Regions from separate parts of the Homo sapiens genome. Here regions 1 and 2 are each linked to region 3. The links are chromatin loops, found by intact Hi-C in ENCODE. Cell type or tissue: GM12878. All regions are shown on one strand. Region 1 overlaps LINC03006 (long intergenic non-protein coding RNA 3006). Region 2 overlaps LINC03006 (long intergenic non-protein coding RNA 3006). Region 3 holds the start of LINC03129 (long intergenic non-protein coding RNA 3129).

What was found. A loop is a pair of places that touch in the nucleus more often than their neighbours do. Peaks named below come from ENCODE experiments on the same cell type or tissue, not always from the same donor. Only the 100,000 strongest peaks of a DNase experiment are listed, where the experiment ranks them.
Region 1: it touches region 3 in a loop (6-fold over the local background); 4 of 110 quality-filtered maps call a loop at or near these places.
Region 2: it touches region 3 in a loop (7-fold over the local background); 4 of 110 quality-filtered maps call a loop at or near these places.

The regions. Positions count from the first base shown.
Region 1 is chr7:65,731,066-65,739,065 of GRCh38, reverse strand. The region is part of intron 2 of LINC03006 (long intergenic non-protein coding RNA 3006); the gene reads left to right. Among named protein-coding and RNA genes, the nearest start is that of SNORA22, 20 kb to the left of the region's middle. In GM12878, no CTCF peak of the experiment used is centred here; no DNase peak of the experiment used is centred here.
Region 2 is chr7:65,718,372-65,726,371 of GRCh38, reverse strand. The region is part of intron 3 of LINC03006 (long intergenic non-protein coding RNA 3006); the gene reads left to right. It also overlaps the pseudogene INTS4P2. Among named protein-coding and RNA genes, the nearest start is that of SNORA22, 33 kb to the left of the region's middle. In GM12878, a CTCF peak has its summit at 3,916 (motif pointing left); a DNase peak (open chromatin) is centred at 3,911.
Region 3 is chr7:65,837,501-65,845,500 of GRCh38, reverse strand. LINC03129 (long intergenic non-protein coding RNA 3129) reads right to left here and starts at 5,797. Exons shown (of 1, transcript XR_002956508.2): 1 at 3,099-5,797. RefSeq lists an enhancer at 5,948-6,459. In GM12878, a CTCF peak has its summit at 4,850 (motif pointing right); a DNase peak (open chromatin) is centred at 4,860.

The DNA.
Region 1 (8,000 bases), 110 kb after region 3:
GTGCACCTGTAATCCCAGCTACTCAGGAGGCTGAGGCAGGAAAATTGCTTGAACCTGGGAGGCTGAGGTTGCAGTAAGCCGAGATCGTGCCACTGCGCTCCAGTCTGGGCCACAGAGTAAGACTCTATCTCAAAAAAAAAAAAAAAGATTCTTGTTATGATGACCAGGCTCGTCTCAAATTCCTAGGCTCAAGCAATCCTCTTGCCTTAGCCTCCCAAAGTGGTTGGATTATAGGCATGAGCTACCGTGCTGGCCAAAATAGAATGTTAGTGACACACCCTACATTGAATTTACTTGGAAGGCTGATTCTTTTCCCATGCCCTCCCTAGGAGAGTGAGCTGGGTGTTAGGACCTTAACTCTGCCCATAAGATGCTCAGGCCAGGAGAGATGCCCTTCACCCCTTGGATTACAAGGGTTTCAACTCCCTTTCTGCTTGTTTGAGCCTTGCCCTCAGTTCTTTTTATCCCTGCTCTGCTGTGCTTGTTTCAAACAACACATTTTTGGACTGTGGCATGAACGGCTCATCTTCAGAGAGTCTGTTTTAGTTGTGTTTCCTAGGATCTGCATCTGCCTCTTCGCGTGTAACTTTGGTAGCCCTTGTGCAGGTCTTGGAGTCTCCAGTGACTTTTTGTCTTCTAGTTTTGCTGAATATGGGATTTCTGCCTCATTCCCCCCCACTATGTCTCCCTATCACTTTGCATAATTTCTAGGAGGAGGAAGGGGAAGATTCGGTCAAATATTGCTGCAGTTCTTATACTATAATCATATTGCTTTGTAATATAAATTTCCCCCACTTTTTCCATTATAAAGATAGCTGTAGGCCAGATGTGGTGGCTCATGTCTATAATCCCAGCGCTTGAACCCGGAAGGTGGAGATTGCAGTGAGTTGAGATTGCACCACTGCACTCCAGCCTGGACGGCGACAGAGCCACGCACTGTCTCAAAAACATAAAAATAAATAAATAAATGAATGTTTCATCTTTTATATAGCTGTATAGACATAGATGTATAACCATATACCATACCTGGATATAGACACACGTAGAGATTTATTTGTTCAAAAATGGGGGCTCACATTATATATATGTTCTGCAACTTCCTTTATTCATGTGACATATCATGGGCATATTTCCATGGTGTGACTTATTTTGAATGCTAATGTTTATATTAAATCACATTTCAAACTGTGTTCTTTTAAGACATTCATGCTATTTTAATGTATTGGTATTATTTGTTTATTTATTTATTTTGAGATGGAATCTTTCTCCGTCACCAGGCTGGAGTGCAGTAGCGCGATCTCGGCTCACTGCAACCTCCACCTCCTGGGTTCAAGCGATTCCCCTGCCTCAGCCTCCCAAGTAGCTGGGACTACAGGTGTGGACCACCATGCCCAGCTACTTTTTTGTATTTTAGTAGAGATGGGGTTTCACCATGTTGGCCAGGATGGTCTCGATCTCCTGACATCGTGATCTGCCTGCCCCGGCCTCCCAAAGTGCTGGGATTACAGGTGTGAACCACCGTGCCCAGGCAGCAATGTATTGCTATTTAACATATTGATATGAAATATTAAATTTGTTAGCAAATATTTTATACACACAGATACAAAAAGCATCTGTACACCTACTATCCTACTTAAAGGAACATTATTACTATAATGCCATTGATTAACTCTACATACCTTTTCTCAATCTCATTTCCTTTCTTACTTTCAGAAGTAACTACTCTCCTGCAGTTTATGTTGTAAGTTATCATTTATGACATTAAATGATATTCTCTTTTTAAAGTTTCCAATGGCTATTGGAGTATCACAGTAATCACAGTAACTGAGAATGTTCACAGTATTGCTGTAAAAATTCTTATATATGTGGCTCCTCCAATCATACAACTTTCTTTTTTTTTTTTTTGAGACAGAGTTTCACTCTTGTTGCCCAGGCTGGAGTGCAATGGCGTGATCCCAGGTCACCGCAACCTCTGCCTCCCGGGTTCAAGCGATTCTCCTGCCTCAGCTTCCCCAGTAGCTGGGATTACAGGCATGCATCAATACGCCTGGCTAATTTTGTATTTTTAGTAGAGACGGGGTTTCTCCATGTTGGTCAGGCTGGTCTTGAACTCCCGGCCTCAGGTGATCCGCCTGCCTCAGCCTCCCAAAGTGCTGGGATTACATGCATGAGCCACTGCGTGCCTGGCCTCTTTTTTTTTTTTTTTTTTTTTTTTTAGACAGAGTCTCACTCTGCCACCCAGGCTGGAGTGCAGTGGCGTGATCTTAGTGCAGCCTTAACCTCCAGGCTCAAGCCATCCTCCCAACTCAGCCAAGTAGCTGGGACTTGAGGTGTGTGCCACCACGTCCCACTAATGTTGTTTATTTTTTGTAGCGATTAGGTCTCAATATGTTGCCCAGGGTGGTCTTGAAATCCTGGGCTCAAGCGATCCTCCCACCTAGGCCTCCCAAAGTGGTGGGATTAGAAGCATGATCCACCACACCCAGCCTACTCATGAAAGTTTCTCCTGAGTGTCTCCCTCAGGTGGAATTGCTGGGTTGTATAAATTGCGTGTGTTTAGTGTTACTAACACCATATTGTTTTCCGGAGTGTTCGTTCCAATTTACTATACTTTAGAAGGCCATTATCAGTGAATAACTTTTTAAAAAGGAGTACATGATTCTAACACAATTAGCCATTAGAAAATTTGTGGCTGGGCACGGTGGCTCACTCCTGTCATCCCAGCACTTTGGGAGACTGAGGTGAGCAGATCACCTGAGGCCAGGGGTTTGAGACCAGCCCGTCCTACCTGGTGAAACCCCCGTCTCTACTAAAAACACAAAAATTAGCTGGGCATGGTGGTGCCTGCCTGTAATCCCAGTTACTTGGGAGATTGAGGCAGGAGAATCACTTGAACCCAGGAGGCAGAGGTTGCAGTCAGCCGAGATCACGCCACTGCACTCCAGCCTGGGCAACACAGAGAGACTCCGTCTAAAAAAAAAAAAAAAAGAAAAAGAAAAATTAAAAGAAAATTTGTTAGCTTAAAAAATGTGATCTGTAGAAAACCTTTCAGAGCCGGGTAAGGCGGATCACACTTGGGCTTGAGCCCAGGAGTTGGAGACCAGTCTTGGCAACATAATGAGACCCAGGCTCTACTAAACATAAAAAACCAGCCTGGCATGGTGGCACACACCTGTGGTCCCAGCTACTTAGATGGCTGAGGCAGGAAGATTGCTTGAGCCCAGCAGTTCGAAGCTTCAGGAACAGTAGTATGACGTGCATTACTTTTGACTAACCAATTGTGATTAAAAACTTTGCAAAATAAATTGCTAATATTTTTATTATGGCTTCATTTTGCTGTATTGTATTTGGTTCACATGTGCTATTATTCCAGTAAGAACAGCAATTAAACTTTTTTTGTTTTTTTTTTTAGAGAATCTGGCTCTGTCACCCAGGCTGGAGTGCAGTGGCGCAATCTCGGTTCACTGCAACCTCTGCCTCCTGGGTTCAAGTGATTCTCCTGCCTCAGCCTCCTGAGTAGCTGGGATTACAGGCGCCCGCCACCAGGCTCGGCTACTTTTTGTATTTTTAGTAGAGACAGGGTTTTGCCATGTTGGCCAGGCTGGCCTCGAACTCCTGACCTCAGGTGATCCTCCCACCTCGGACTCCCAAAGTTCTGGGATTACAGGCGTGAGCCACTCCGCCCAGCCTAATGAAGCATATTTTAATCTGTTTCATAGTTTTGCCTTGTCTGGCAAGATTACCTCCTGGTTGTTACACTATATGTGACCACTCATTAGTGTCTTCTAGGCAACTATATATATATATTTTTAATGTGATATGCTTTAGCAAAACAGCGTCTACAATACTGCCATCTCATGCCCACAAGTATTAATACAGGTGTGAGTGTGAGGTGGATTCCAGGACCATGAAGAGGTAACAGATTTTATTTTAATTAATTAACTAATTAATTTTTTGGAGGCAAGGGCTCGCTTTTTTACCCAGGCTGGAGTACAGTGGCATGATGACGGCTCACTGTAACCTGGAACTCCTGGGCTCAAATGATCCTCCTGCCTCAGCTTCCCAAGTAGCTAGGACTATAGGTATGCACCACCACACCCAGCAAGATTTTGGTAAATATAAATATTTTATCTGAAATCTATTTAATATTAAACATTTATGAAATACAAATAATAGGTAACTCTTCTAGCCATCCACATTTACATACTTGAGTTTCTTTTCCCCTCAAAACAACTTCTCAGTTACAACTTACACTTAGATACAAACATTTGGTGTTTAACATTTTGTTTCCTTTATTATGCTTTTAAAAAAACTACTTCAGGCTGGGCACAGTGGCTCATGCCTGTAATCCCAGAGCTTTGGGAAGCTGAGGTGGGCAGATCACTTGAAGTCAGGAGTTTGAGACCAGCCTGGCCAACATGGTGAAACCCCATCTCTACTAAAAATACAAAAATTAGCCAGGCATGGGTGTACGTCTGTAATCCCAGCTACTTGGGTGGCTGAGGCAGAAGAATTGCTTGAACCTGGGAGGCAGAGGTTGCAAGATTGCTCCACTGCACTCCAGCCTGGGTGACAGAGAACAAAAGCAAAATATATACAGGTTCTTGACTAGATTGTTATTTCAGACCCCTATTAGGAACCCCACCATGAATTGTATAATTTTTTAATCTCATTATTTCAAAATATCAGAATTCATCCTCTGAATCCTTTATCAGAACCACTTCCCACAGACTTGGTGTTATGGTAAACTGAGGAACAGAGATACTGATATGGGAACACAGGAAGATATTCATTTTAAGGTAAGCACTGGCTCAGTGGATTCACATCTAAAAAGCTGAGCCTAGAACAAAGACAGAGGTGGGGGGTTTATAAGCAGGCTTACAAAAGCAAAACAAAGGCAGTTAATCATATAGTGCATAACTTGTGGCCTTGCATAGCTGGTGGCCTTGTAGCTGCATCGAAAGAAAAACAAGAACTGGCTAAATACAGACATTTGTAAAACACAGTCACGCTTAAGAGGCTAGGGAAAGGAGTGGCTGGGCACAGTGGCTCACACCTGTAATCCCAGCACTTTGGGAGGCCGAGGCAGTGGATCGCTTGAGGTCAGGAGTTCCAGACCAGTCCAGCCAATGATGACACCCTGTTTCTACTAAAAAAGTACAAAAAAAATAGCCGGGCATGGTGGCACATGCCTGTAATCCCAGCTACTTGGGAGGCTGAGGCAGGAGAATCGCTTGGACCCGGGAGGCGGAGGTTGCAGTGAGCCAAGATCATCCCATTCATTGCACTCCAGCCTGGGCAACAGAGTGAGACTCTGTCTCAAAAAAAAACAAAAACAAAAACAAAAAACAAAAAAAAGCTAGAGAAAGGAGAGTAACAGTAAAGTAATTTGTCTTTCTCCTTTTTTTTTCTTTCAACCTTGCTCTGGAAGAGGGAGAGGTGTCTGGAGCCTGTTCCTTTGGTCTTGGCTTTTCGGACAGCGTTATTTTATAACTGTCCTTTAAGTGAGCTGCTAAGCAGAGGAAAACTTGTTTCTTTTCCTTTTAACCTTTGCCTTGCCTGCTACTTTTCTTGAAGTGAATGAATGCATATTTATTTTTAAATTTTCTGCCTCACTGGCAGATATTAAACTGGATGTCCCCAAAAACTTGCAACCATTTTCTTACTAATAAAATCTGGAAATATTATTTATTTAGTTTTATAATAAAGACAGGGCCTTACTTTGTTGCCCAGGCTGGTCTCAAATTCCTAGGCTCAAGCAATCCTCCTGCCTTGGTCTCCCAAAGTGCTGGGATTACAGGCGGGAGCACCGAGCCTGGCCTCAAAATCTGGAAGTATTGAATATAGGGCACATCCAATCCAAGAGCATCAGGCCTCTTGTTACCGGATAGAATTGTGTTTTGGTGACTAGGCACAGTGGCTCATGCCTGTAATCCCAGCAGTTTGGGAGGCCAAGGTGGCCAGATCACTTGAGGTCAGGAGTTCGAGACCAGCCTGGCCAACATGGTGAAACGCTGTCTCTACTAAAAATACAAAAATTAGCTGAGCGTGGTGGCATGCACTTGTAATCCCAGCTACTAGGGAGGCTGAGGCAGGAGAATCACTTGAACCCAGGAGGCGGAGGTTGCAGTGAGCACCACTGCACTTCAGCCTGGGTGACAGAGGGAGACTCGGTCTCAAAAAAAAAAAAAAAAAAGGATTGTGTTTTGGTGGGGAGGGTCCTGTAGCTAAGGGCAGGGATGCTGTGACCATGTGTCCTGCCCCAGGGATTGCATCCTCTGTGTGGGTGAGCAACTTAGAGTGAGCCTGGAGTGCAGACTGTCAGCCTCTGAGGTTTCAGGTTGTGTTTTAGAGTGGACCTTGATGCCCAGCTCCACCCAGCTAACGCCAGTGGTAAATGTTTGGGGGAAACACCTCTTATTTGTTGTAGTTAACATACAAGGAGCTGGGCAAGTGACACATGGGATAAATTTTTTTTTTTTTTTGAGAGGGAGTCTTACTCTGTTGCCCAGGCTGTAGTGCAGTGGCATGATCTTGGCTCACTGCAACCTCCTCTTCCCAGGTTCAAGCAATTCTCCTGCCTTGGCATCCCAAGTAGCTAGGACTACAGGCATGCGCCACCATGCCCCGCTAATTTTTGCATTTTTGTTAGAGACGGAGTTTTGCCATGTTGTCCAGGCTGGTCTGAAACTCCTGACCTCAGGTATCCACCTGTGTCGGTCTCCCAAAGTGCTGGGATTACAGGCTTGAGCCACTGCGCCGGGCCAGAAATTTTTGAAACAGAAAGAAATAGGCTGGGCGCAGTAGCTCACACCTGTAATCCCAACACTTTGGGAGGCTGAGGAGGGAGGATCGCTTCAGCCCATGAGTTCGAGCACAGCCTGGGAAACACAGTGAGAACCCCCCCCCCCCAATCTCTATTTAAAAACATAATAAAAATTAAAAATAGGCCAAATAGGTCAAACCTGGATTTCAAAAGAGGACCCCCACGGGGATTTCATTAATTGCAGAATCAGTGCCGCGGTCCCTTGCTTCCCTCACCTACTCTTATCCCAAGTGGCGGTGGCGGCAGCGCAGAGCAGCTTCTGAAGGTCCAGGAGCTCTTTTGTTCCTCCTCTGCAAAGCAAAGGTGCCACAGGGCGCGGCTTTCCGAGAAAGCGTACTCCGCACGGTGCACCTCTCCGTCTGCAGGCGCTGAGCCCCCGGAGGAGGAGGGGGCAGGCTCGCGGAGCCCCTACCCTGGGGCGGGGCCAAGGCGTCCTCCCAGCCCGGCTTTGCAGAGCAGAGATCTGGTGTCTCCAGTTTACGGAGGCACTTTCAGAACTGATCAGAAGCCACCCCGCTTATCAGCAGATCTCAGGAGAGTGTTCAGTGGAGGCCCTGCCGGTCTGCACAGCTCACCTCCCTGGGAACTGCTCGCCTGAGCGTCGGAGCCGGCCCTGGCCCCCTGCAGCCAGAAAGTTGCAGCCGCAGGAGCCCCGGAGGCCCAGGACGCAGGGTAAGTCCCTGCCTTGTGCCTTCCCTGTGCCCAACTTTCTGATTTCGCCGACTTTCCTTTTCCTCTTCCAGGCTTCCTGTCTGAGTCTACATTTATTCTGCTTAGTCGCATAGGCAGATCATTTCCTAGAATCTCCAGGCTTTCTTTTCATTGATTTATTTTTTGGGGTAGCTTCACTGTCTAATCTCTCAGCAGCTGCCTGTTTCCAAACAGCATGAATGAATGATGCAGTCCTGCGCAGGAGCACTCTCAGTGCAAAATTGGGGCCATCCCAAACTCAGAGTTGAAGTGTCCGACTTTGTCGTCTCCTTTCCCATTAGAATTAGAATTAGAATTTTAAAATAAGTACTTACCAGGTACATTGTTAATAACGATACAACTTCAAGTTGGGAATTAAGTTAATCATGCTTTCATTCATTAAATGTATTTACTATCTTTTTCTTTTTTTCTCTTCTTTTCTTTTCTTTCTTTTCTGAGACCGTCTCATTCTGTCGCCCAGGCT
Region 2 (8,000 bases), 120 kb after region 3:
ACTCCTGACCTCAAATGACCCACCTGCCTCGGCCTCCCAAAGTGCTGGGATCACCTGCCCACTCCCTTGGTGAGGAGCCCCCTAGGGCACCTCCACCTCCTGGAGCACAAATGTTGTTGAGATGAGCAGCTTGAGACATGGTATGGACCTATGCGGAGGTGTCCCTAGACAATGATGGCATCAGAGTGAGAGGCTGGATGAGGATGTGTCTGGGGGAGCTTCGAGGTGCTGTGATGTGTAAGAGATCATTAATTCCAGGATGCCACCCCAAGGAGAATATGCATGGACCAAAGATGAGGGGTCCCCAGGAGGGTGAACCAATAGTAAGGCCCCCAGATTCCATCCCTAGCCAGGCTCCCTGCTAAGTGGCAATTAGAAAAATTCCTCTTTACAGAAAACAGAGCATCAATTAGGTCCCCAATTACAGAGCCAGTCCTCTACCCTCTAGTGAAAGCTTCCAGTGGACAAGAAAAGCTTGAGAAAGCCAGAAGGAATAGGAACCCACAGCTCAGGCCGGGCCGAGGCTTCATAAATCAAAAGGACATTTTTTTTTTTTGAGAGATAAGGTCTCACTCCATCACCCAGGCTGGTGTGCAGTGACCCAATCATGGCTCACTGCAGCCTTGAACTCGTGAGCTCAAGTGATCCTCCCAGCTCAGCCTCCTGAGTAGCTGGGACCACAGGTGCACACCACCATGCCTTGCTAACTTTTATTTTTATTTTTGAGACACAGTCTCGCTCTGTCACCCAGGCTGGAGTGCAATGGTGCATTCTTGGCTCACTGCAACCTCCGCCTCCTGGGTTCAAGTGACCCTCCTGCCTCAGCCTCCCAAGTAGCTGGAATTACAGGTGCATGCCACCAGGCCCAGCTAATTTTTGTATTTTTATAGAGACAGTGTTTCACCATGTTGGCCAGGCTGGTCTTGAACTCCTGACCTCAGGTGATCCGCCCACCTCAGCCTCCCAAAGTGCTGAGATTACAGGCGTGAGCTACCGTACCCAGCCCATGGCTAATTTTTAAACTTTTTTGTAGAGATGGAGTCTCACTATGTTGCCCAGGCTGGTCTCAAGCTCCTGGCTTCAAGCAGTCCTCCCACCTCAGCCTCCCAAAGTGCTGGGATTACAGGCATGAGCCACCATGCCCAGCCGCAGAAGGGCAATTATTACACAGTGACAGTGGAAGGAAGAGAGAGACACAGTCGGTGGATGGTGGGAAGATAAGAACATTCACTCTGAGGGCTTCTAGTAATGTTGGAGAAGTGAGTGTCAGCTGAGCAGAAGGGAGGGAGGGAAGGAAGCACAGGAGGTTTGAGGAGAGAGAGAGAGGAAGTATGAAATCGCTGTTGCAAACCTCCTGGGGGAATGTAGAGGGGTTGCCAGGAAGCCCACTTGAAGTCTGAATTTAAAGTGAAAGTCCAGCCAGGCCAGGTGCGGTGGCTCACGCCTGTAATCCCAGCACTTTCAGAGGCTGAAATGGGTGGATCACCTGAGGCCAGGAGTTCATGACCAGCCTGGCCAACATGGTGAAACTCCATCTCTACTTAAAATATAAAAATTAGCTGGGCAGGGTTGTGGGCACCTGTAATCCCAGCTACTCAGGAGGCTGAGGTGGGAGAATTGCTTGAACCCAGGAGACAGAGGTTGCAGTGAGCTGAGATTGCGCCACTGCACTCCAGCGTGGGTGACAAGAGCAAAACTCCGTCTCAAAAAAAAAAAAAAAAGTCAAAGTACAGCCAAACATGGTGGCTCACACCTGTAATCCCAGCACTTTGGGGTGTTGAGGTGAGGAGGATTGCTTGAGGCCAGGAGTTCAAGAGCAGCCTAGGCAACATGGCGAGACCTTATCTCTATAGAAAATTAGAAAATTAGATGGGCATGGTGTGGTGCACGCCTGTGATCCCAGCTCCCACAGAACCTGAGATGGGAGGATCGCTTCAGGAGATGGAGGCTGCAGTGAGCTCTGATCACACCACTGCACTCCAGCCTGGGTGACAGAGTGAGACCCTGTCACTAAAATAAATAAATAAATAAATAAATAAATAAGTAAATGAATAAATAGATGAATAAAGTGAAAGTGCAGCTGAGTGTGTGCTTTCCCAGTGATGCTTGGCTGTCCAGTTGCAGATGCAAGAGATCCAGCCTGTTCATGTCACCCTTGCCCAGGGGAACAATGTCAGGAGAGAGAGAGAAAAAGGAGGTTTTTTTTCTTCTTTTTTTGAGATGGAGTCTCCCTCTGTCGCCTAGGCTGGAGTGTAGTGGTGTGATCTCGGCTCACTGCAACCTCCACCTCCCGGATTCAAGCGATTTTTCCTGCCTCAGCCTCCCTAGTAGCTAGGATTACAGGCGCCTGCCACCACACCCAGCTAATTTTTGTATTTTCAGTAGAGACAGGGGTTTTGCCATTTTGGCCAGGCTGGTCTCGAACTCCTGACCTCAAGTGATCCACCCACTTCGGCCTCCCAAAGTGCTGGGATTACAGGCGTGAACCACCTCGCCCTGCAGGAGTTGATTTTAATTATGAACCATGATTAAGGAAGGCAATGACCACAGAGAGAGTGACAATGAGGTGGGGAGGCCAAGTGGAGAGTTCTGGAGCAACAGAAGAGAGGTCAGCAGAGAGCTGTCTGAAGTCTCCTTTCTGGGTGATGGAGGGTCCCAGGTGTGACCGCAGGCAGGGAGTGGTGGCTGAGAGGCATGTTGGAAAAGCTCACTGGAGCTGCAGCAGTCTAAGTGCCCAGAGAGATGCGGAGTAGGCTGGCCTGTCCACGTGGGTGACGACACCAACGTCTTGTATGAAATCACTGTTGCAAACCTGCTGGGGGAATGTAGAGGGGTTGCTGCTCTACAAGACGGCAAGAAGGATGGAGAACGCAGTCAGCCAGGAACACAAGTCCTCAATGGATGACGAGGTGCAAGCGGAAGACCAGCAGACAGCAGTCACTGAGAGGGACAGCAGGTGACTCCGCTGCCTTTGAAAGAGAAAGGTCTTGGACACGACCACAGGAACCATGAAGGATATAGACCCTACCTTAGATTCTACAGTACGTGGGGTATAGGAGAAAAAAGAGTCCCTGCACCAGACGGTGCCGGGGGATGTGGGGTCCTGAGGGGCCAGTGGGGTTGGAGAGAGGGGACCCTCCTGCAAGAGGCTGAGTGGTGGCTCCAGAGCCGATGATGTCATCAGAGGAGCTGGGGCAGGATGGGGAGTGGGGAGGAGGGTCCAGTCATATTAGGCAATGCACAGATCTGGGGGGAGGCCTATAGCACAGAGGCTCTGTCCTTTGAGGGTGACTGAACCAACAGGGGAAAGCGAGGCATGGTGAAAATAGCCATGGATGGCCAGCTGTGGTGGCTCACACCTGTAATCCCAGCACTTTGAAAGGCTGAGGAGGATGGATCACCGGAGGTCAGGGGTTCAAGACCAGCCTGGCCAACATGGGGAAGCCCCGTCTCTACTAAAAATACAAAATTAGCCAGGCTTGATGGTGGGCACCTGTAATCCCAGCTGCTTGGGAGGCTGAGGCAGGAGAATTGCTTGAACCCAGGAGGCAGAGGTTGCAGCGAGCTGAGATCACATCACTGCACTCCAGCCTGGGCAACAAGAGCGAAACTCTGTCGGGAAGGGGAGAGGAGGGGAGGGGAGGGGAGAAGGAAGGAAGGATCGAAAGAAAGACAAAGAAGGAAGGGAGAGAGAGAGGGGGAAAGAAAGAAAGAAAAGAGAAAGAAAGAAAAAAAAAGGAAGGAAGGAACGAAGGAAAAAGGGAAGGAGGAAGGAAGGAAGGAAAGAAAGAAAGAAAAGGTAAGAAAGAAAACCGTGGATGACCGCAGACGGCCACAGGTGACATTTCAAGCTGTGAATTTGGAGAGAGAGGGCGCTCCAGGCAACTGTGGGGTGACTGCTCCCCCTGGTGGCCATATATGGCTAAAGCAAGTAGAAGTCCAGACACACCTGGAGAACAGGTGCCATCGCCTGAAAGCAACCGTAACCACGACAACAAGGCCAGGTGCAGAACCCAGGTCTCCCCCCTTTATTAGAACCTGTGGAGAGATCATGAATGTATTCTCCGATATGTTTATTTTCAGGGGTTAAAAAAAAAATCTCCCCAGTGTCACTTCTCCCAGGAACGTGTGTATGTGAATGGCTTAAAAACTGTTGCCCTTGACAAAGAAATGTACCAATCTCCAATGACAGAATATTTAATCGAGGAAAGGTCTCATTAACAGATGTTAATTAATCTCCTTAACAGATGTTAAGGAGAACTGCAAACCACTGTTCAATGAAATAAAAGAGAATACAAACAAATGGAACAACATTCCACGCTCATGGGTTGGAAGAATCAATATCGTGAAAATGGCCATACTGCCCAAGGTAATTTATAGATTCAATGCCATCCCCATCAAGCTACCAATGACTTTCTTCACAGAATTGGAAAAAACTACTTTAAAGTTCATATGGAACAAAAAAGAGCCCGCATCGCCAAGTCAATCCTAAGCCAAAAGAACAAAGCCAGAGGCATCATGCTACCTGACTTCAAACTATACTACAAGGCTACAATAACCAAAACAGCATGGTACTGGTACCAAAACAGAGATATAGATCAATGGAACAGAACAGAGTCCTCAGAAATAACACCACATATCTACAACCATCTGATCTTTGACAAACCTGACAAAAACAAGCAGTGGGGAAAGGATTCCCTATTTAATAAATGGTGCTGGGAAAACTGGCTAGTCATATGTAGAAAGCTGAAACTGGATCCCTTCCTTACACCTTAGACAAAAATTAATTCAAGATGGATTAAAGACTTACATGTTAGAACTAAAACCATAAAAACCCTAGAAGAAAACCTAGGCAATACCATTCAGGACATAGGCATGGGCAAGGACTTCATGTCTAAAACACCAAAAGCAATGGCAACAAAAGCCAAAATTGACAAACGGGATCTAACTAAACTAAAGAGCTTCTGCACAGCAAAAGAAACTACCATCAGACTGAACAGGCAACCTACAAAATGGGAGAAAATTTTCGCAACCTACTCATCCAACAAAGGGCAAATATCCAGAATCTACAATGAACTCAAATAAATTTACAAGAAAAAAACAAACAACCCCATCAAAAAGTGGGCGGAGGATATGAACAGACACTTCTCAAAAGAAGACATTTATGCAGCCAAAAAACACATGAAAAAATGCTCATCATCACTGGCCATCAGAGAAATGCAAATCAAAACCACAATGAGATACCATCTCACACCAGTTAGAATGGCGATCATTAAAAAGTCAGGAAACAACAGGTGCTAGAGAGGATGTGGAGAAATAGGAACACTTTTACACTGTTGTTGGGACTCTAAACTAGTTCAACCATTGTGGAAGTCAGTGTGGCGATTCCTCAGGGATCTAGAACTAGAAATACCATTTGACCCAGCCATCCCATTACTGGGTATATACCCAAAGGACTATAAATCATGCTGCTATAAAGACACATGCACACGTATGTTTATTGCGGCACCATTCACAATAGCAAAGACTTGGAACCAACCCAAATGCCCAACAACGATAGACTGGATTAAGAAAATGTGGCACTTATACACCATGGAATACTATGCAGCCATAAAACATGATGAAACTGGAAACCATCATTCTCAGCAAACTATCACAAGGACAAAAAACCAAACACCGCATGTTCTCACTCATAGGTGGGAATTGAACAATGAGAACACATGGACACAGGAAGGGGAACATCACACCCCGGGGACTGTTGTGGGGTGGGGGGAGGGGGGAGGGATAGCATTTGGAGATATACCCAATGCTAAGTGACAAGTTAATGGGTGCAGCACACCAACATGGCACATGTATACATATGTAACAAACCTGCACATTGTACACATGTACCCTAAAACTTAAAGTATAATAATAATAAAATAAAATAAAATAAATAGTTAATGAATGGAGTTCTGCAGGCTTTGCTTTAAAGAACAGATCTACAGTATTTTATTGGGGAATGTAATCTCAGTGTCATCTCTGAGGCATGTTTACTGCTATATCTCTATCGAGCACCTGAAGTAAGTAGTGCCTGGAACAGAGGAATGACTCAGGGTGTGGTGACTGGACTGGATGGCACTTTCAAAGCACTGGACCTGTCCCACGATGGGGCAGTGAGTTTCCCGTCCCTCTACCTATAAGGTACCTAAAAGGTTTAGCCTTGCGTGTGGTAGATGTGCTTTGAAGGGGGTTTAGGAGACAGTCTAGGAGATGACCCTTAAGTAACCTGCCTACAATCTCCTTTACACTCAGGTGATCAGTGAAGTTTTTTTTCAGGGACAATGTAAAACAGTAGTTCTGCTGGTATCACTGACTACGTATTAGAATCACCTATGAACTCTTAAACACTAGTGCCCATAGGCCCTATTCTCAGGATTTTGATTTAATTAATGTAGGCTGACACCTATTCATCTGTTCTTAATGCTTTCTGAGTAATCCTAAAGTGCAGTGAAGGTGGACAACCACTAATGTGGAAAAAAACAAAACAAAACAAAAACACTCCAATATGCAATACAACTTCACAGCTAGCTCAGAACTAGTTCTCTGCAGGTCTCATAATTTATAATAATTTCTGCTTGGAAGCCAGAAGGCCCGTTCCTTTATTGTCACCATAGCCGAAAAGCGTAATCTTCAAGGCCTGATTCATCCTTACCTCCTCCAGGAAGCCTTCTCTGCCTGTTCCAGCCTATTTTTCTGTCCCCTTATTGTACTTCCTGCCAGTGCTTGCATCCCTGCTTTGACTCATATCCCTTTGGCCCTTCTCTCATATCCCTTGTGCCCTTCTCCTTTCCTTTCCTGAGCCTCCACCACACTCCAAATTGAATACTCTAAAAGGTTTAGCCCTGCATGTGGTAGAGGTGCTTTGAAAGGGTTTTTTAGGAGACAGTCTAGGAGATGACCCATCCTGTGCATGTCTACTCACCAAACCCTGTTTTATAATTGCCTGCCCATTTGTATGTCTCTGAATGAAACTGTGTACACCCCGAGAGGAAGAACTGTGATATATTTACCTTGGCAACCACAGCACTTAGTGCATGCAATAGAGTAAACACAATTGCACAAATGGATGGAAGGAAGGATGAATGAGTGGACAGATGGATGAATGAAGGAGTAGTACTCTTTGTGGGGCTTAACTGCACTGTCTGAATTGATTAGTGTCTCTACTACATTTCTCATGTGTCTCTATTACATCTATGTAACTTGGGAAAGAATATTTCCTAGTAATCGCTTTTTCCCATCCATAAATTTTATCTGCCAGCTGACTGACTCACAGCCTGAAAGGAACTTGTTTATTATAGTTTTCTGTAATAAAAGACCAAATCTTAACGTCACATTACAAGATTAGAAAAGGTCTTATCATTTACTGAACCCTTACTGGGTCCTGGGGGCTTTAAATTCATTATCTCTTTATGTCAACTCCTCCTATTTGTCAGTTGTAGAATCTGAGACTCAGAGTTTAAAGTAACTTGCTTCAAACCACACTCAGCAGTAGTTGAGATTCAAGCCTAGGTTCTTTCCCACAGAGGCTCATTTCTTCTCCTGTCCCAGTTTCTGTCCCTCAAGTAGAGACTATAGGGGTACTAACATTAAATACTTCAACACAAGGTCAGTCTAGAAGCTCCACGAGGACCCAAACCCGACAGACCTGGACCTTAACAGTGTTCTGAGGATCCTGCACATGCTCCAGGGTTGCATCAACATCCAGGGCAACCACCAACCCAGAGTTAAACTGCAAAGGGTTGTCTGACTCGCCCGCTGGCTCAATGATGGTGGCTGAGGCTTTGTGGATCTGTAAGCCAGAGGAAAATCCTATGATTCTAAAGCCAGGTCATTCCTGGACAAGAAAACACATCTTTTTTCTGTCTCCTTATCTAATGAGTGGGCATGTGGGAGCCACTCAGAGGAAGAGCCTAGCCCAGCTGCTCCATTGGTCAAAGAAGATCACCAAGGTAAAGATT
Region 3 (8,000 bases):
CTTCAGCTTCTGTTGTAGCAAGCAAAATAAAAGTTATATATATATTTAAACTAAAACACAATAAAAAATACGTAAAGTTACTTTTTTTTTTGAGAAGGAGTCTCACTCTGTCACCAGGCTGGAGTTGTATTTTTGTATTTTTAGTAGAGACAGGGTTTCACCATGTTGGCCAAAATTGTCTCGATCTCTGGACCTTGTGATCCACCTGCCTCAGCCTCCCAAAGTGCTGGGGATTACAGGTGTGAGCCACCGCACTCATCAAAGTTATTTTCAGTCCATTAATCTATCTACTTATCTAGCTACCTATTTGCACAAAAAGAGGTATGAATTAATTTTTTTTTTTTTTTTTGAGACAGAGTCTCTCTTTGTTGCCTAAGTTAGAGTGGAATGGTGTGATCTTGGGTCACTGCAACCTCTGCCTCCCAGGCTCAAGAGATTCTCGTGCCTCAGCCTCTCAAGTAGTTAAGATTACAGGCATCACCATGCTCAGCTAATTTTTGTATTTGTAGTAGAGATGAGGTTTCACTATGTTGGCCAGGCTGGCCTCGAACTCCTGAATTCAAGTGATCTGCCTGCCTCAGCCTCCCAAAGTGCTGGGATTACAGGCATGAGCTATCATGCCTGGCCATATCACCTAATGTTAAGAGTTATTTCTTGGTGGTTGAAAATTTCATGATTTGCTACTTGCTTCTTTGTACTTTTCTTTCCTCTCTCCTCTCTCTCTCTCTCTCCCCCTCCCTCTTTCTGACAGGGTCTCACTCTGTTGCCCAGGCTGCAGTCTCAAACTCCTGGGTTCTAGTGATCCACCTATCTCAGCCTCCCGAGTCGCTGGGACTACAGGTGCACATTATCATAACTGGTTTTTAACTTTTTATAGAGATGGGATCTTGCTATGTTGTTCATGCTGGTCTCATACTCCTGGCCTTGAGCAATCCTTCTACCCTGCCTTCCCAAAGTGCTGGGATTACAGGTGTGAGCTATAGCACCCGGCGTGCTTTGTACTTTTCTATAGGACTTAGATTTTATATAATAATTACAAATAATTTTTACAAAAGCAGTAGTCATTCTAAACTTTTAAAAATTAAGCAGTGATTAAGAAAGAGCTACAGAAAGTAGTATTAATTCAGCACCTATTATATGCTAGATATTTTGCATATAGCGGATCACCTAATCCACATATCAAGGCAAGAATTATAATCTTTATTTTCCAAGAGAGAAAACTGAGGCTTAGAAGCATTTGTTAATTCTAGAGTTACACTGCCGCTGCCAAAATAAGTGCCCCCTCCCAGCAGCCTGCCCACTGCTGGTCTTATCAAATTCAAACCCCACTTCCACCCCCACATCTGTGCACAAGAATGTTCACACACGCGCACACACACACACACACACAAACACACAATTTCTGCAATATTCCATCTGACTAGGTCAGGAACTTGTCATGACAAACCAAATGCAATACCTATTTCCTGACCAAAGCTGTTATTCAATATCTCTATCACTTGAGAAATAGTTTGATTTCATGTTGACAAGGGTCACACTGAGGTCTTAAGAGAAGTAACAATTACAAAGCATCCTAGTCCCTGTGAAAGGGTGTGATGTTCAGATACATCCAGCCCTTTGAGATGCTCTGCTGGAAGGTGGTTGAGGTGCAAAGTACTATTGACTCATGGTCATCTTGGTCCATGGTCATTAATAATGATACTTTGTACTTCTTTCATGTTTGTGCTAAGGGTGGTTTCAAAACCTGGAAGAAGCTTATCAACTTCTAGGCATTCAAATATCTCTTTCACAATATATAGATGTGTGTGTGTATGTGTATGCTATGAAAATATACACATATATACATATATGAATATATATACACACACATACATATATAAATATTTACAGTATACTAATAAAAAAGTAAATTCTTTTTTTTTTTTGAGATGGAGTCTCACTCTGTCACCCAGGGTGGAGTGCAGTGGCTCGATCTCAGCTCAATTCCATCTCTGCCCCCCCAGATTGAAGCGATTCTCCTGCCTCAGCCTCCTGAGTAGCTGGGATTACAGGCACCTAATTTTTCTATTTTTAGTAGAGACAGGGTTTCACCATCTTGGCCAGGCTGGTCTTGAACTCCTGACCTCATAATAGACCCACGTCGTCCTCCCAAATTGCTGGGATTACAAGCATGAGCCACTGTGCCTGGCATAAAGTGAATTCTTAATCATCCTTGAAAAGAAAATGGCAGGCCAGGTGTGGCTCTCACCTGTAATCCCAGCACTCTGGGAGGCTGAGTTGGAAGGATCACTTGAGCCCAGGAGTTTGAAACCAGCCTGGGAAACATGGTGAGACCCCCTCTCTACAACAAATATAAAAATTACCTGGGCATGGCAGCTTATACCTGGGGTCCCAGCTACTCAGGAGGCTGATGTGAGAGGATCACTTAAGCCAAGAAAGCAGAGGTTGTGGTGAGCTGAGATCACACCACTGCAGTCCATCCTAAGTGACAAAGCAGTACCTTGCCTCAAAAAAAAAAAAAAAAAAAGAAAAGAAAAGAAAAAAATTGGTATCCAAGAAAAATTTAAAATCTCTCTCTACATAGAAATGTATATAGTCATAGTGTATTAATCAAAAAGTAAATTCTTAATAGTTCATGACAAGCAAATGGCAAGCCAGGCATGGTGGCTCATGTTTGTAATCTCAGCACTTTGGGAGGCCCAGGCAAAAAGATTGCTTGTGTCTAAAAGTTTGGGACCAGCCTGGGCAACCTAGTGAGAACCAACCTCTCAGAAAAAATCAGAAATTAGCCAGGCATGGTGGCATATGCCTGTAGTCTCAGCTACTCAAGATGCTGAGTTGGGAGGATCACTTGAGGCCAAGAGGCCAAGTCTGCAGTAAGCCATAATCACATGACTACACTCCAGCCTGGGTGACAGAGCAAGACCCTGTCTAAGAAAACTATAAAAGAAAAAGAAAACTATAAAAAATATAAAAAGAAGACATGAAGTGAGAAGCTACCATGTCCAGGGCAAAGACAAAGGGCCCAAGCAAAAGCCCATTCCCCTCCTCACCCCCAGTAGACAAGAAAAACCATGAGACACTAAATAAAACAGAAATCACTGTGAAACCACACAGGCAGAATTTACTATCGATTTGTCAGAAATCCACTCTCAAGGTTAAGAGACAGTTTTTGCTAAGGCACTCTGCTGTAAAGTGAACAAATGAGAGTCCAGGGAAGCTTTAGGCTCCTTGATGCTGTTGACCATCAAAGGCTTAAAGCTGGATCTGGAAGAGGCAACTGTGAGGCAAGAGCAAAACCAGAAGAGGCTACCATGAGGCAAAAGATGGGCCTTGAGTGGCCACTGTGAGGCAGAAGATGGGCCAGACGAGGCCATTGTGAGGCAGGAGCTGGTGTAAGAGAGACCACCATGAGACAGGAGCTGGGTCTTGGGAGGCAGATCTGAGGTAGGAGATGGGCCTAGTGAGGCCACTGTGAAAAAGGAGCTGGGCCTAGAGAGGCCAGTGTGAGGCAGAAGCTGGGCCGGTTGAGGCTGCCAGAAGTCAGATAGGAACATGGCCGGGGAAGGCCACCATGAGGCAAGAGCTGGGCCTGGAAAGCCTGCTGCGAGGCAGGAGAAAAGCCTGGAGAGGCCATTGTCAGGCAGGAGCTGGGCCTGTTTAGGCTGCCACGAGGCTGACAGTAGGCCTGGAGAGCTTGATTTGAGAAAATTTTGAGCCTACAAAGGCCACCAGGAGCTGGGCAGAAGCTGAGTCCAAGGAGGTTGTTGTGAGGCAGGAGTTGGGCCTGTAGACACAGCAGGGAGGAAGAGCTCGGCCTGCAGAGGATGCCAGGAGGCAGCAACTGGGCCTAAAGAGGCCGACTTGAGGAAGTTCTGGGCCTGGAGAGGCCGCCAAAAGGGAAAAACTGGGCCTGGAAAGGCCGTTGTAAGGAATGAGCGGGGCCTAAAGAGGTCATTGAAAGGCAGGAGCTGGGCTTGTCGAAGCTGCCAAAAGGCAGGAGTTTTGGACTGGGGAGGCTACAGTGAGGCAAGAGCTGGGTGTGGAGAGTCCGCTGTGAGGTAGAGGCTGGGCCTGTACAGACCTTAAGAAGGCAGGAGCTGGGCCTGGAGAGGCTGACTTGAGTTCAAGTTCTGGGCCTGAAGAGGCCACCAAGTCAAAAGCAGGGCCTGAGAAGGCCACCAAGAGGCATGAGCTGGGCCTGGACAGGCTGATGGGAGGAAGTTTTGCACCTGGAGAGGCCACCAAAAGGCAGGAGCTGGGCCTGGAAAAACCAACTGGAGGACGATTTGGGTCTTCAGAGGCCACCAGGAGGCAGGAGCTGGGAAAGAAGAGGCCAATTTGAGGATGATTTGGGCCTGCAGAGGTTGCTGGGAGGAAGAGCTGGGCCTGGAGAGGCTGACTGGGGGAAGTTCTGGGCCTGGAGTGGCCAAAAAGCGAAAGCTAGGCCTGGAAAGGCCACAGTGAGGCATGAGCGTGGCCTACAAAGGCCATTGGGAGGCAGCAGCTAGGCCTGTAGAGGCTGCCGAAAGGCAGGAACCTGGTCAGAGGAGGCCATGGTGAGGCAAGAGGTGGGACTGGAAGGTGCACTGTGAGGTAGAGGCCAACAACAGGCAAAAGCTGGGCCTGGAGAGATGACAAGAGGAATGAGCTGGGCCTAAACAGGCCAGTATGAGAAAGGACCTCGGCCTAGAGAGGCCAGTGTGAGGCAGGAGCTGGGCCTGGACAGGTTGCCAGAGGCATCAACTGGACCTAAACAAGCCATTGTGAGGGAGGAGCTAGGCCTGTTGAGGCTGCTGGGAGGCAGGCGGGAACTTGGCCCACGGAAGCCACTGTGAGGCAAGAGATGGGCCTGGAGAGGGAGCTAAGAGGCAAGAGCAGGGCCTGCAGAGGCTGTTCTCAAGCCAGAGCTGGGTCTGTACAGGCCACTGCAAGGCAGAAGGTGGGCCTAAAGAGCTTGACTTGAGGAAGTTTTGGGCCTACAAAGGCCGGCAGTAGTTGGGCAGGAGCTGAGCCATAAAAGGTTGTTGTGAGGCAGGAGTTGGTCTTGTAGATACAGCCAGGAGGAAGAGCTAGGCCTGGAGAGAATGCCGGGAGGCAGCAACTGGGCCTGGAGAGGCCGACTTGAGGAAGTTTTGGGCCTGGAGATGATGTCCCGGGACAGGAGCTGGGCCTGGAGAGGCCACTGTGAGGCATGAGCTGGGCGTAGAGAGGCCAGTGTGTGGCAGGACCTGGGCCTGTCCAGGCTGCCAGGAAATAGGTGGAAACTTGGCCAGGGAAGGTTGCCATGAGACAAAAGTTGGGCCTGGAAAAATCATCGTGAGGTATGAGCTTGGCCTAAAGAGCCATTGGGTGGCAGGAGCTGGGTGTGTAGAGGCTGCTGAAAGGCAGGCGCTTGGCTTGTGGGGGGCCACGGTGAGGCAGATGCTGGGCCTGGAGAATCTGCTGTGAGGCAGATATTGGGCCCGTAGAGGCTGACAGAAGGCAGGAGCTGGGCCTGGAGAGGCTGCCAGGACACAAAAGCTGGGCCTGAAGAGGCTGCCAAGAGGCATGAGCTGGGCCTAAAGAGACCAGTGTGACAAGAGATCGGCCTGGAGAGGCCGACTTGAGGAAGATTTTGGCCTAGAGAGTCTGTCAGGGGCAGGAACTGGGCCTGGAGAGGCCACCGTGAGGCATGAACTGGGCCTAATGATGCCAGTGTGAGGCAGGAGCTGGGCCTGTCAAGGCTGCTGGGAGGTAGGCAGGAACTTGGCCAGGGATGACCTCCGTGAAGCAAGAGCTGGGCCTGGAAAGGCCATTGTCATGCAGGAGCTGGGCCTATCCAGGCTACCAAGAGGCAGAAGATTGTGCTGGTGAGCTTGACGTGAGGAAGTTTTGGGCCTACAAAGGCCTCCAGGAGCTGGGCAGGAGCTGAGCCAAAAGAGATTGTTGTGAGGCAGGAGGTGGGCCTGGAGATTCAGCTAGGAGGAAGAACTGGGCCTGGAGAGGCTCACTTGTGGAAGTTCTGTGACTAAAGAGGTTGCAAAAAGGCAAAAGCTGGGCCGGAATGGCCACCATGAGGCAGGAGCTTGGCCTAGAGAGGCCACTGGGAGGCAGGAGCTAGGCCTGTAGAGGCTGCCGAAAGGCAGGAGCTTTGCCTGGGAGGCTGTGGTGAGGCAGATACTGGGCCTGGAAAGTCTGCTGTGAGGCAGAGGTTGGGCCTGTAGAGGCCAATGGGAGGCAGGAGTTTGGGCTGAAATGGCAGACTTGAGAAAGTTCTCAGTCTGGAGAAGCCACCGGGATGCGGGAGCTGGGCCTGGAGAGGCCACTGAGAGGCATGAGCTGTGCCTAAAGAGGCCAGTGTTAGGCAGGAGCTGTGCCTGAAGAGGCGACTTGAGGAAGTTTTGGGCCTGGACAGCCCGTCGGAGGCAGGAGCTGGGCCTGGAGAGGCTGCCGTGAGGCATGAGCTGGGCGTAATGAGGTTAGTGTGAGGCAGGACCTGGGCCTGTCGAGGCTGCCGGGAGGCAGGTAGAAACTTGTTCAGGGAAGACCTCCGTGAGGCAAAAGCTGGGCCTGGAGAGTCAGCTGGGAGGCAAGAGCTGGGCCTGGAGATGCTGTTGTCACACAGGAGCTGGGCCTGTCCAGGCCATTGGGAGGCAGAAGGTGGGTCTGGAGAGCTTGACTTGAGGCAGTTTTGGGCCTACAAAGGCCACCAGGAGCTGGGCAGGAGCTGAACCAAAAGAGGTTGTTGTGAGGCAGGAGCTGGGCCTCCAGGCACAGCCAGGAGAAACCTCAGCCTTTAGAGGCCACCTGGAGGCAGCAGCTGGGTCTGGAGAGGCCAACGGAAGAAGGCAGGAGCTTGGCCTTGAGAGGCTGACTTATGGACATTTTGGGCCTGTATAGGCTGCCCAGAGGCAGGAGCTCGGACTAAAGAGACTGTTGTATGGCAGGAGCTGGGCCTGTACAGGCCACTGGGAGGCAAAAGGTGGGCCTCAAGAGTCCACTGTAAAACAGGAGCTGAGTCTTGGAAGGTGGCTGTGAGGCAAAAGATGGCCCTTGGGAGGCTGATGAGAGGCAGTAGCTGGGCCTGGTGAGGTTGACTTGAGAACCTTCTCTCTGGGCCTGGAGAGAAGGCTGGGAGGCAGGAGTTGGGCCTAAAGAGGCCATTGTAATGATGGAGCTGGGCCTGTGGGGGCTGCCATGAGGCAGCAGCCTCATCTGTGGAGACTGCCATGAGGTAGGGTATGGGCCTAAATAGGCCATTGTGAGCCACAAGCTTGGCCCGTAGAGGCCGACTGGAGAAAGTTCTGGACCTGGAGAGGCTGCCGGGAGGCAGGAGCTGAGCCAAAAGATTCAAGCGCATTACATTTATTAGGCACTTTATTTCCATTATTACATTGTAGTATATAATGAAATAATTATAGAACTCACCATAATGTAGAATCAGTGGACATGTTAAGCTTATTTTCCTGCAACAAGATGGTCCCATCTGAATTGATGGAAGAAAGTGACAGATAATCAGGTATTAGATTCTCATAGGGACAGCACAACCCAGATCTCTCGCATGCACGGTTTGCATAGGATGCATGCTCCTATGAGAATCTAATGCTGCTGCTGATCTGAGAGAAGGCGGAGCTCAGGCGGGAATGTGAGCAATGGGGAGTGGCTGTAAATACAGATGCAGCTTCCCTCACTCAACACCACTCACCTCCTGCTGTGTGGCTCCTTACAGCTCCATGGCTCAGGGGTTGGGGACCCCTGCTGAAGTGCATCCAAAAGGACCATTCCCACACCAGTCTTCATAGCGGTCAAGTGCAGCAACCACTTAGCTCCCAAGGCATGTGCCTCAGCTGGCATTTCATCACAATCAACAGTAAGCAGTAGCTTGAGTCATTGTGAGGTCACTTCCTGGAAATCACCAGCATTCCGTTTCCCATTGGCAAGGAGCTCAGCACTGCCCCTTGGATAACCAAACCTATCCCCAAATCCCATCTGTGTGAGTCTATCTCCAGGGACCCTTC